Linked DNA regions of Homo sapiens: region 2 is linked to region 1. The links are chromatin contacts, found by Hi-C or POLR2A ChIA-PET in ENCODE. All regions are on one chromosome and are shown on one strand. Each heading gives the region's core, a stretch centred on a gene start or an enhancer-like site at or near the end of the contact. The rest is flanking DNA. Distances are from core to core; before and after follow the strand shown. Region 1 holds the start of MAP3K7CL (MAP3K7 C-terminal like). Region 2 holds the start of GRIK1-AS1 (GRIK1 antisense RNA 1).

Region 1 (6,670 bases), core at 2,035-4,534:
GCAGAAACACATCCTTTCTGGATTGAATTTATATAATTCTATTAAATTCTTAAAATACCATGTAGTTATTTTGGGTTTCAGTTATGGGAAGGGATTTCACTTGGATTTCAGATTTGTTACTCTCTTGAAAGTGTTTGGATAAAGAGCCAAGAAATACATCATTGCTCATATGGGAACAGAAAAGCTGGTAAATGTTAATTGTGACTGAAAACCTTGAATTTATGTTATCAGATTCAGAAAGAGAACATTTAGACAATTTAGATGTATTTTTTTTTGTTCCTTTCTCATTGTTGTCAAATTATCTTTTAATGAAATCTTTTTCTTTGTAGCCCTTTACCAACTGGGCATCTACCACACCTCTCTTGATGTCATTTTTGATGTCATGAGGACGTAGCTGTCAGTGTTGCAGCTCACACAGTGGGCAATCCCCAGGCTCACTTTAATGATTCCAGAGAGTTCTGTGGATAAAGATCTATGCTGTGTTGGTGAGGAGCTGTTGACAGTATCATAGAAGGCAATATTTCCGTTGTGTTTAATATGTAACTGTCTCTTTCTATCTCTGTATGGTTCTTTGAGAGCCTGATGGTCAGTGCAGAAAAGGAAGGTGCTACTTCATCCTAGGTCTGTCCATTCTGAACTGTCAGTTTCACTAGAATTCAGCCACTTCCAGTCACTGACTGCCTTGGCAATGTCAGTGTCACCACCAGCTTTTCTGAAGGCAGACCCAGGGGGCCAATTTGAGAGACAGCACAGATGTGGTATCTGCTTTCCCATTGGCACACATAAGATGCAAAACTTTGATTTTCTTGGGGTGGAACTTGGGTGTCATGATAAAGATGGCTAGTGTCAGATGAACCTGGATACTGGACCACTGAAGAAAGTGATACTTTTGTCTCCTCCAAACAAAAGCTGAGAGTCAGACTTATTCTAAAAAATTTCAATTAAATTTTTTTTTTTTTTTGAGATGGAGTCTCACTCTGTCGCCCAGGCTGGAGTGCAGTGGCACGATTTAGGCTCACTGCAAGCTCCGCCTCCTGGGTTCACACCATTCTCCTGCCTCAGCCTCCCGAGTAGCTGGGGCTACAGGCGCCCACCACCACGCCCGGCTAATTTTTTGTATTTTTAGTACAGACGGGGTTTCACCATGTTAGCCAGGATGGTCTCGATCTCCTGACCTCATGATCTGCCTGCCTCAGCCTCCCAAATTGCTGGGATTACAGGCGTGAGCCACCGCGCCCGGCCAATTAAATCTTTGATACGGAGTGCATCCTGGTGTAGTGGAAGTAGCTTGAACTAATAATTAGAAAACCTGGATCCTATCTGGGTTCTTAATTCTATTATGGTCATTCATCCTCAAGCCTGTTATTTGAATTGTCTGCGTCTCAATTTGCTCATCTGTCAAATCGGGATGGCAATACTGACAAAGACTATTGTATAGGATCTTCTGGAAGATTAAAATGAGGTCGTGAATAAGAAATTCACTTCGATAAATTATAATGCATTAGTAAGTTTTATTATAACCATAAAATAATATTAAAACAGTAATATTAATTCCTGAAAAGAATAAGCTTATATGTGAATGTTTTAATTGTCTGAGTCTGTACAGCTTTATTGTTGTATATATCATAACAAATTAGCCTTCCATTCATTAGATTAAGAAAGCCTGCTGAGTCCTTTTACTTGTATATTTAATACCTTTTGAACAGTTGTCAATTTACAGAAAAAAACGGAGTAAAATGTATGGAATTCCCATATATTTCCTCATCCCTCTAACCCCTAATTAACATCTTTGCTTCAATTAATGAACCAATATTGATACATTATTATTCATTATTAGTCCATAGTTTACATTAGGGTTCACTCTGTGTTGTACATTCTATGGGTTTGGACAATTGTGTAATGATGTGTATCTACCATTACAGTCTCATATAGAATAGTTTCACTGCCCTAAAAATCCCTCATGCACCACCTATTCATCCTTCCTTTTTCTCTTCCTGAATCCCTGGCAACCACTGATCTTTTTACAGTATCCACAGTTTTACCTTTTCTAGAATGTCATGTTGTTGGAATTATACAGCATGTAGCCTTTCAAGATTTAGCTTCTTTCATTTAGTAATATGCACTTAAGATACTTCCATATCTTTTTGTGGCTTGATAGTTTTTCTTTTTATCCCTGAATGATATTCCATTGTCAGGATATACCAGGATTTATTTACCTATTGAAGAACTTGGTTGCTTCCAAATTTTGGCAATTATGCATAAACCTGCTATAAACATCTGTATGCAGGCTTTTGGGGAAATAACAAGAAGTGTGATTTCTGGGTCATGTGGTAAAAGTATGTTTGCTTTTGTAAGAAACTGCCCAACTGTTTACTAAAGTGGGATATACTATTATGTTTTCATTCCCACCAGCACGGAATGAAAGTTCCTGTTGCTCCACAGCCTCACCAACATTTGATGTTGTCAGTATTTTGAATTTGGGTTATTCCAATAGGTGTATAGTGGTATTTCATTGTTGTCTTAGTTTGCAATTCCCTAATGACATATGATGTTGATCATCTTTTCATATGCTTACTTGCCATCTGTATATTTTCTGTAGTGAGATATCTTTCAGATCTTTTGCCTATTTTTTGATTGGGTTGTTTGTTTTTCTGTTGTTGAATTTTAAGAGTTCATTGTATATTTTGGATGCCAGTCCATCATCTGATATGTATTTTGCATATTTTCTTTCAGTCTGTGGCTTGTGTTTGCCTTCTCCTAATATTTATTTTGCTTATTTAACCTCAAAAATCACAATCCAATTATTTTTTAAGTACCAATGACATCCAGGTTTACAGTTTTTAAAAAGGTTGACAAATCCTAATGCTGTATTCTTATTTACCATTGACTCCTTTTGTGGTTGGTTGCATTTGAAGAATGAATCGAGTCATCAAGCCCAACATGGGCTCAACCTCAAACCTCACATTCTTAACCAGGATCCTCGCTGCTATCATCTGAGAGTCAGCCTGTGGCCTGTCCAAGTTGGCTGGGTCTGGCTGAGCTGATTGGAGCGGCCGACATTTTTGCTGACTGGAGTCATGCTATCTTTGCCAGTTTGCTGGAATAGACACAGACACCGATTGGGTCACGCTGAAGACATTCCTGTCTTGTGAAGCAAGTCTGTTTGTATTTTAAGTTTGCCAGGACTAATGAATTAAAACATTTGGACTCCCCACAACTTGCTGTTTATCAATGCCTCTGACAGGAGGAGGGTTTTCTTTTGCTCTTGCTTTTTCTAGAAAGATGACAACATCCTGGCTGTTAGAGAGGCAAGGAAAGGAGAGAGGGGTTGTGAAGGGAAGCGGAAGGGAAGGGAAGGGAGGTCCCGTGGGACGCTGGGGTCTGGGGCAGAGCAGGTAGCAGCGTGCTGCCCTGACAGCTGTCTCCGCTCCTCAGATTGTCAGTGGCTGCTATGCAGCAGGTGCAGCCTGGTCTCTCACTGAGTCTCTACTCCACAAAGGCAACGACTGGCCAAGGCAGTGGCTGGCTCTGGGTTACACAAGTGCAGACACTCAACTAAGTGAGGTAAGCCAACAGGTGTGAAAACTGAACTAAATGCTCAGATCAGCAGCAACTTAACCAAAGCTCTGTTACAGCCTGTAGCCAAGAGAAGGAACCTGTGGTTCGTTTCCCCAGACGGTGTGATGAAAAGGCAAGTTGGTGTAGGGGCATTTGTGGTCAACATGGTGTGGAACTCAAAGTCCACTCAGTCTTGCCACCATCCTTTCATAGGCAGACAGATGTTCTCCATTGAGCGGAGGGGAGGGACTCTAATTAGCTGTGTTTATTAATTCCATTTCCTGTAGCTGGAAACCATACCAGAGGACTATTTACAAAATCCTTGAGGCAAATTTCTACCTCTTGTACTTGATTTCTTGGTGCGGGAAAGTGTTGGGGGATTTAGCCAAAAGAGGAGTGCAACTTTCCATCCTTAGATGTTATGCTAAAGTGATTCGGTGATTGTACAATGCATAACAGTAAAACTTTTCTTTTTAGCTAAAATGTTAAGGGAATTTTAATGGTTTCTTCTGTTGAATTTGAGACAATCCATGCCATTCCCTAGGTGGCTAACAAAATGCTTGATTCTGAGCAGGTAAGACTGGACAGAAGGGTGGCAGAGTTAAGATAAAACAAATCCTGAATCAAATAACAGATATTTTATATTACTCTTTTTTAAAATTAAATGTTTCATGTCACTATTTCTTTCTAACTTAGAATTACATGATATGGACAGTGGAGAGCTTTTTGGTGCATTGCTACTTGTAGTGCTAAATAAATGGGCCAAATTATGATTCTAACTGGATAATAAACAGTTGCTGGTTTTTCTCCAAAGCTATACTAGGGTTTTAATATAAGCCTGATCTTTTTTCATATGCTGGGTAAGATGATTCCATATGTATGTATGTCTAAATATACATGTATATATATATGCATTGGCTTTGGCTCTATAAATACTTTTAAAAACAAAATTCAGTGTTCTGGACACTATTTTTAGATAGATAGAGGAAAGTTATGGGAAAAAGTCAGAAACCGTGCTGTGAGAAAATGTCCTGCTAAAGCATTTCCCAGAATCTCTTTAAGGATGGCTAAAGAGATTATTTATACTTTGCCATTTTTAGAGCTATTTCCCTTAAAATATCATTCAGGTTTTTTGGTTTACTGTCTACATGAGAAGGAAAGTAGAGGGTTTAGGGGAGGTGGGACTAAAAATAGAAAAGTTAAATATATGTTTTTAAATAAGAAAGATATCATGTATTTATAACTATCTTTTCCTAGTCCCCTATAGACATCAAATTATCAAATATCTTGGTTAAAATATATTTGGGCTAAGTTCTCTGATTATAACCAGAAATATTCATGTGTTTTTGCCCATTCCATTTTATCTGCAGGATGTTTTTTTTCCATTCATTCTACCTTAATTAATTAAATGATGATTTGATAGCTGGAGTAGAATATCTATAGGATGTTTTTGAGTCTTGTCTTTGCTTTTATAGAGTGTTAAGATGTGCATCCTTAGAAATGTTTGGTAGACTTACAGGTAGTTAATCAGATATTTAAAGCATATGATATTCATCATATAACAGATATTTTAAAGTGGTTTTTGGTATTCTTTATTTATTTATTTATTTTAGACAGAGTCTCACTCTGTCGCCCAGGCTGGAGTGCAGTGGTACGATCTCGGTTGACTGCAACCTCTGCCTCCCGGGTTCAAGCGATTTTCTTGCCTCAGCTTCCCAAGTAGCTGGGATTACAGGTGCCTGCTAGCATGCCCCACTAATTTTTGAATTTTTGATAGAGATGGGGTTTTCTCATGTTGGTCAAGCTGGTCTCGAACTTCTGACCTCAGGGGATCTGCCTGCCTCGGCCTCCCAAAGTGTTGGGGTTACAGGCATGAGCCACCACACCCAGCGACTTTTGGTATTCTTTAAATGATTCCATGAAACCCATTCTTTGCCACTCTCAGATTAATAATTCAGATTTAATTTAGGCTTTTGAACATGAAAAGCAAGTCTAATCTGAAGCCATCTGATACCTTATTAAGACTATATCTCTTTTTATCCTCCTCAGTTGAAAGTAAAATACTTTATATGACCTTAAAGAGGCAGGATTGAACTGGTCCGTGTAAAAAGATATTGAGCAAGTAAGGCAGGTAGAGATATTTCCCATATTTCATTCATTCTAGATGTATATTGCAAAAGCAATTTTTTCTTGAGCCAAGAAAAAAAGATTTAAATGGGGCGGATGAATACTTTTGACATAGAAAAAGCTCAAAACTAGGAGTATCTTTAGAATAAGCAGGTAATGCTTACTAACCTTAATAACTTCACCTGTAATTTCCAAGGGCCTCTGAGTATTTAGGGGGATGATGCTGGATAAAGTGACAATGGCTCTCTCTTGCTGTCACAGCTGGAAGACCCAGGAGAAGGCGGAGGCTCAGGTGCCCACATGATCAGCACAGCCAGGGTACCTGCTGACAAGCCTGTACGCATCGCCTTTAGCCTCAATGACGCCTCAGGTATACTCTGCTCTGGAAGAAGGATTGTTTCCTTCATACCCCACCTTTCTAGCATCTTTTCTAATGCCACGCCTCTGTGGAAAATTTAAAGTTGCATGCTTGCATGACCTGATGATGGGGAATGTGATATTTCATCATGCATTGTTAGATGGCGGCTTCCAGAAATGCCTCTAGTGATGCTTTCCTCCACCTTGAGTTTTCGGGTCATTTAAACTCATTTTTTTTCTCCTCCCTCCCCATTCTAGCTTTCTTTTAGAATAAAATTCACTGAGCTACAACAATTTCTAACAATAGCAAAGTGTGTTATTGTTAAAACTGCATGAGGAAACTTTTATTAGGAGCTGGCAGTTGGTTAGGTAATATGAAAATATCACTGTTCCGTTTACAGCAACATTTGCTGAAGCGTAAGTTAGAAATGCTGGTTTCTCACTGGTGCTCCCACACTTCTGGCTAAATCAACAGACTTCAGCAGGAATGATAAATGGGACAGGTGAGGAGGAGCCTCTCTAAATAGTAAGGTCTGAGGTGAAACTGCCATACTTAGAGCCCTTCGTCATGGCTCCCCTCAGTGACCTCTTAACACACATTGAATTGCACCACTTTTGAACAAAAGAC
Region 2 (6,432 bases), core at 1,718-4,217, 620 kb after region 1:
TGGCTAACTGCAACCGAGATCCTCAGTCCAACGATCCTCAAGACTTGAATACTGTCAACAACTGCACGAGTAAACTCAGAAGTAGATGCCTCTGCTGTTGAAACTGCAGATGAGACTTTACTCTTGTGTATGATTGTAGCTTTGTGAGAGACCTCAAGAAAGAGGGCTCAGTTAAGCTATGCCCAGATTCCTCACTCAGAAACTGTGAGATAATAAATTTGTGTTGTATTAAGCTGCTGCATTTTGGAGAAAAGGCAGATAACTTTGGGTAACTGATAGATAACTTAGCAATAGATTGCTAGCAATAGACAACTAATACACTTGACTTAGATCCCACAGGTAGAAAGAGTACAGGGTTAAAATCCAGGGCCTCTGATTCCCTCAATGAATACTTATGTCATGCTGCCTGGTTACTTACCAATTATTATTATTATTTTCATTTCAAACTTGTTCTGACTTTAATTCCTGGCATTTAGCCTGAATCTGGTATTTTGTGCGTCCTTGACAGTTATGAAATGAAAAGTGGGTCCATGAAACACAAAATATTGTATGGTAAATTAGCCAATCAAAGCAACATTTTTAAACTTTGTATTTCTTAAAATTGAGAAAAGAGAGTCCGGGCATGGTGGCTCATGCCTGTAATCCCAGCATTTTGGGAGGCCAAGGCGGGGGGATCACGAGGTCAGGAGATCGAGACCATCCTGGCTAACACAGTGAAACCCCTTCTCTACTAAAAATACAAAAAAATTAGCCAGGTGTGGTGGCGGGCGCCTGTAGTCCCAGCTACTCGGGAGGCTGAGGCAGGAGAATGGCATGAACCTGGGAGGCAGAGCTTGCAGTGAGCCAAGATCGCGCCACTGCACTCCAGCCTGGGTGACAGAGCGGGACTCCGTTTCAAAAATAAAAAAAAAATAAAAATCGAGAAAAGAGAAGAGCTACACATAGCACAATTATTCTTGGAACTATTTTGCACTTCTGTGTGCTGACTGTTATGTTAGGTTGCATGGTTAATTTTAACATCTCTCTACACTAGAACATGGATTGGGTACCACACTTGGGCCCTGATTTGAAATTAATTACTTTATCAAACATTTGTTAAACAACTTTGAAATTTCTGCCTATGTGCCAAGCCCTTGAAACACAAAGCTGGGTAAAACAGTGTAAGGGCAAGGACAAATACAGATAGTGACATCATTGCATGATCTGATAAGTGATTTAATCACAATTTGAACAAAGAACTGTGGGAATAAAATACAGAGGATAACCTTCCTTCAGTGGTCTCCCTGTTTCTTTCTCTCTCATTTTCTCTGTCTACACACATGTGCACACTAACACATGTATTGATATCATTCCGGCTAATTCAGAAAATCATAAATGTTCACTCAAGAGAGTTAAGATTTTACTCAATGATTGTAATTGTAAAGTGACTATGAGAAAAAGTTCAAGTGAAAGGACTTGGCTGATCTGAAGTAGGGTGTTATCAATTTTAATGAATCATTGAGCAACAGGTTTAGAGAGGACATTAAAAGAGATGACACACAAATATAAACCAGAGAATTGCCAATTGAAGGGAACAACCAGAAATGCAATTTAAAGTGGTGTTCTTTTGATGTTCAAAGTAACTTTTGGTGATTTTTACACACAGAGAAAAAGAAAACATTTTTTCCCTACTCAAGGTACTGCCATACAAAATAATCAAAAGGAAAAAGTATCACTTTTAGGTAGCCATTTTCTACACCTCAATCAGATTAAAGGTCTATTTTTCATCGGTTTACTTAGAGTGAATTTGCACTGCTGCATGGTGTTGTTAGTCTTTGTTGGATACCATAAGGTGTCTCCCAAGAACTTAGGAATAATGAAAATAAAATTGTTCCCTGAGAGCTAAACTATGAGCCAAACAAATAATAAATAAAAGTAGAGAATCACAGTTACCTTAAATAGACAAAAGAGCTCCCAGGACTGCAAGACTTGATTGTAACCTGCCTGAATGTATTAGAGTACTAAGAAAGAATATAGTCTCAACTGATGTCTGCACAGCCATGGGAAGATAAGGGAAAAGAAAGTCTCAGAGCAATATGGGCATGCCATTTATGCATGGTCCTGGCTAGGGAGTAAGAGCATCCTTTTGAGTAGGATATGTCTAGCTCTTACACATCAGATTAATCTCCCAAATCCTTGTTGTGTTCTCTTTACATGATCAGGAAGGAAATCTCCAATTGTGATCTGGCTTCCTGCAGGGGTTAAGGTAAACAAGGCAGACCCTGAGAAGAGGCGAAGGCAGAAAGTATCAGTTGGTTGAAGAAAGATAGTATCAGTTGTTGAAGAAAGAATAGAAAGCATGGGCCAGGCCGGGTGGCTCACACCTATAATCCCAGCACTTTGGTAGGCTGAGGCAGGTGGATCACGAGGTCAGGAGATCGAGACCATCCTGGCCAATATGGTGAAACCCCGTCTCTACTAAAAATACAAAAATTAGCTGGGCGTGGTGGCACGTGCCTGTAGTTCCAGCTACTCGGGAGGCTGAGGCAGGAGAATCGCTTGAACCTGGGAGGCAGAGCTGGCAGTGAGCAGAGATTGCACCACTGCACTTCAGCCTGGCGACAGAGCATGACTCCATCTCAAAGAAAAAAGAATAGAAAGCATGAGTAGTGATTACAGACATAAATTTCAGTAGCCCACTGAAGAAATATTCTGTGATTTAATGTCAGTCTTTTTAAAGTCACAATTTACAGCAACCTTTTTCTCCCTTAGAATTTAAACATGCTTAATCCCGTTTCATCTCAAACAATAAAATAAAAGAGACATGCCACCTCCACTTTTTCCAACACCCCTTTCCTGAGTTCCAGCTAACACTGTGAAAGCAAGGTGTATGTTTCTTAAGTATTCATTTAAGTTCTTGGGTTTATTTACATATTGTTTCTCCCTGGCATTAATCAGAGTATTGTTTGAATTTTCCAACGGTATTTCAGTTACACTCTGTTGATTCAAAAGAAGGTTGTTTGTCCAAGCTTGTCCAAGTCAGTTTCAAGAGGCTCAGCCACCAAAAGTTTCATCAAAGAGGAAGCCAAGGTCATCAGTAAAGCCTCACGAGAGGTAGGATCACAGGGGTGAAGTGGACACTCACGGGTCCTGCCATCCTTGGCATCAGGAAAGTCTCCATTCTGGACCACCTTTGTCTGTCTGAACAATTCCTCTCAGATTTTAGAGTCTGGAAATTTCCTGAGTAGCTTAAGAGAAGATAAGAGTCAAAGTTTCCAAACTGTAGAAATAACCCAAATGCATGGCTCCTTTTATTTCCACAAATTTGGCCAGAGACATGACAATTTGGGCAACTTTGTGCAATGTTTTACATTTAATGATTTTTATGACCCAAACTCTGCTAGGCAGAATAGTATAAGCATTTGTAATCCGTACTGAAATAATCCATCTGGCATAAAATCCAAATTTCAAAATTGGATGAGATTGTGTGTTCTGGGCCTACCAAGATAGTTATTACACACATGAGAACTCAAAATACTAAAGCTACTGGTAGAAACAATTGCTCTTCTCCTTGCTGTAAACATGAAAGTGAGAAGCAGCAAAGAACGATCAACAAATTAACACCCTTTTCATATTTTTTGTGACAGCTACCTGGAACGGGCAGGAAAGAAAAATGCAGATAAGAAAATTAAAACCACAGACTCCTGGGCAGCGAACAAGAGCCTTCTGATCCTAATTCGATCTGGAGTTAAGAATGAAGGGGATTTCTGTAGCAGTTTCTTTTGCATAGCAGAGCTCCGACTTTTCCAGCAACAGCGTGTCCCTGGAAGCTACACAAAGTCCTCTTTGATTGCCTGTGATCAAAGCCACGAAGGCTCTCCTGCAACATCTTAGCTTCAGAAAGCCAGGAAAATCAGAATGCTGAGAGTATATTAATAATTCCTAAACATATTTTTAAGGTGAGTGGTACTTCTAACAGAGCTTCATTATTACTAAAAATGATTTGTTTCTGACTTTCCTGTTGGGGAAAAAGTTAGCCTTAACTTTCTGATGAGCAAGTTGCATGTTACAGTGGATATTGAACAATATAGTCAGTTGTTTTACTCAGAATTTATGCAGCTGATCACATAGGGACAGGACTGGATGATAGAAAGCTCACTAGACTGGAAGTCAGGAGAATCAGCTTTGTCACCGATCTAACGTAGCATAGTGGACGTGTCTAATAGCCTTGGCCTCAGCATCTCCATCTGTGAAATGGGCTGAAGGGCTTGAGCTCTCTGTTACTTCTTTGGGATGTGGTAGTTAAGAAGGCTCCCATTGGATTCCACATACCCTTGTTTATAGCCATGGCTGAATCTTCACAAGACTGCCAAATCCCAAGCTGCCTCCTCTTCTGTACCATTTCTGCCACATTTGGGTCTTTATCAGCAGGAGAGTGCAGACACTTTAATGTGAATTCATGTGCAGCATTTGACCGAGGATTATTTCTACTTTTTAAAAGGCAGCAAGCAAAAACATGCAACTTGATATATGGGGGTGGGAAGGATCATATTTTAAAGTCAGAAGAACTGCTTATATATTTCAACTATAAAATTTATTATCTGTGTGAATTTCATTAAATTATTTAACTCCTCTGAGTCTCAATTTCTTATCTGTATAATAAAACCTAGTCCGCATATTGCAATGAAGTTAAAAAGACAGTCTGTTTATGAAAAGTGTAAATTTCTATTTAATATCAAAAGTACGTAATCTAAATTGTGAAGTCTTTATTATTTTTACTATTTATTTTTATTTATTTATATATTTCATGAATATTAGTAGTAGTTGTTATAGAAGAGTATTAGTAGTATTAGTTGTAGGGACAAGAACCAACAAACTATTTTTTTAATGATGGCATTTCATATACAATGAGGAATCAGGGTAGAAGAATTAATTGAGGAGAGGGAAGCATCTTTTTGCGGCAATTAAAATATGTACAATCATACCTAAACTAGTCACCCTATTTTTAGTTCCTTCTCTCCCTTCCTTCTCTCCCTCCCTTCCTTCCCTTCCTCCCTCCCTCCCTCCCTCCCTCCCTCATTCCTTTATTCCTTCCTTCCTTGCTGTCTTGCTTTCTTTCTGAATATGTACCTACTCTACATTTGCCAACTCCAACTCTGGATGCATTCTAAAGGAAAGACAAGCCAACCACAGGGTAGAAACATCACCCTGAGCCAGAGCTCTGGGTCAACAGTGACGACAGGAGGCATCTGGTAGGGAGAAAAGATGTAGCAATTTTACCTGGAACTACAAAGATTTGAGACTCAGAATCACGCTGACATTTGGGGACCTAGCAGGGGTGTATAGACAAAATGTGGCACCACATTTGTCTTGAACTACTGATTGCTGAGGCAGATTTTCTTGTAAAGGTAGGACGCCAAGCAGTATGGTCCAATCTCTCCTTGATTTTCTGATGAGGGTCAATAGAGGAGAGAAGGAGAGAGAAGAATTGAGAGAAGCAAAATTTGGAGACCGTTGAAGAGTCAGGCTCTCTTATAGATTCTCAGAAGAAAAAAGAAAACCTGTGATACTGATATATCAAATAAGAGAGGTTTGATATATTATTAGATATCAAATTGATGTATCTAATAAGATAGGTTTGATATTTTCACTCTCGTCCGTGTGAAGAGACCACCAAACAGGCTTTGTGTGAGCAATAAAGCTTTTTAATCACCTGGGTGCAGGCGGACTGAGTCCGAAAAGAGTCAGCGAAGGGAGATAGGGGTGGGGCCGTTTTATAAGATTTGGGTGGATAGTGGAAAATTACAGTCAAAGGGGGTTGTTCGCTGGCAGGCAGGGACAGGGGTCACAAGGTGCTCAGTGGGGGACCTTTTGAGCCAGGATGAGCCAGGAGAAGGAATTTCACAAGGTAATGTCATCAGCTAAGGCATGGACCAGCCATTTTCACTTCTTTTGTGATTCTTCAGTTACTTCAGGCCATCTGGATGTATACGTGCAGGTCACAGGGGATATGATGGCTTAGCTTGGGCTCAGAGGCCTGACAGATACAACATTTGATTATATTTGATATATCTTATTTGATATACCTAATAAGATATATCAAATAAGATAGATAGGTTTTAAATAAGATTAGTTGGCAAGAAAGCTGCCTCACACCACCCCTACTGCAGCCTTTTGCACATTTCTGTCCTTAGCTTACCTCCCTTTCATCTGGTAATAATGGTGGCACTGGACCTTTTTTCCAGATCACCTTCCTTTAGCTGCCTCTTGGTCCACTTTTCCCCTTCAAGGTTGCTCTTGCTGCTAAAGGTTTACCATGACTTTATTTCTGTGGATGGGAATGGGGAGTGAGCGTGTGTTATTATGGAGCCATCTCTTAATGATGTAGTCCTGGGCCCAGGGAGAACTTGCAATTGCATGCTCCATAAGTCCTTCTTTATTTCTTCCATGCAC

Evidence for each region. A loop is a pair of places that touch in the nucleus more often than their neighbours do. ChIA-PET counts read pairs that join two places held with the same protein, here RNA polymerase II (POLR2A).
Region 2: a loop to region 1 is called in a map of upper lobe of right lung, with 7 times the contacts of the local background. The contact joins the promoter of GRIK1-AS1 here to the promoter of MAP3K7CL in region 1. A Hi-C loop is called at or near these places in 1 of 168 maps with a recorded cell type or tissue (upper lobe of right lung). POLR2A ChIA-PET finds 5 or more read pairs at or near these places in 1 of 52 experiments (AG04450).

Annotation. Positions count from the first base shown.
Region 1 is chr21:29,127,360-29,134,029 of GRCh38, forward strand. It overlaps MAP3K7CL (MAP3K7 C-terminal like), which reads left to right and starts at 3,285. Exons shown (of 5, transcript NM_001286620.2): 1 at 3,285-3,564; 2 at 5,947-6,055. The coding sequence starts at 5,986. It also overlaps the pseudogene RPL12P9. RefSeq lists an enhancer at 6,382-6,670.
Region 2 is chr21:29,745,208-29,751,639 of GRCh38, forward strand. GRIK1-AS1 (GRIK1 antisense RNA 1) reads left to right here and starts at 2,968. Exons shown (of 5, transcript NR_027021.1): 1 at 2,968-3,093; 2 at 3,627-3,938. All of the region lies in intron 1 of GRIK1 (glutamate ionotropic receptor kainate type subunit 1), which reads right to left.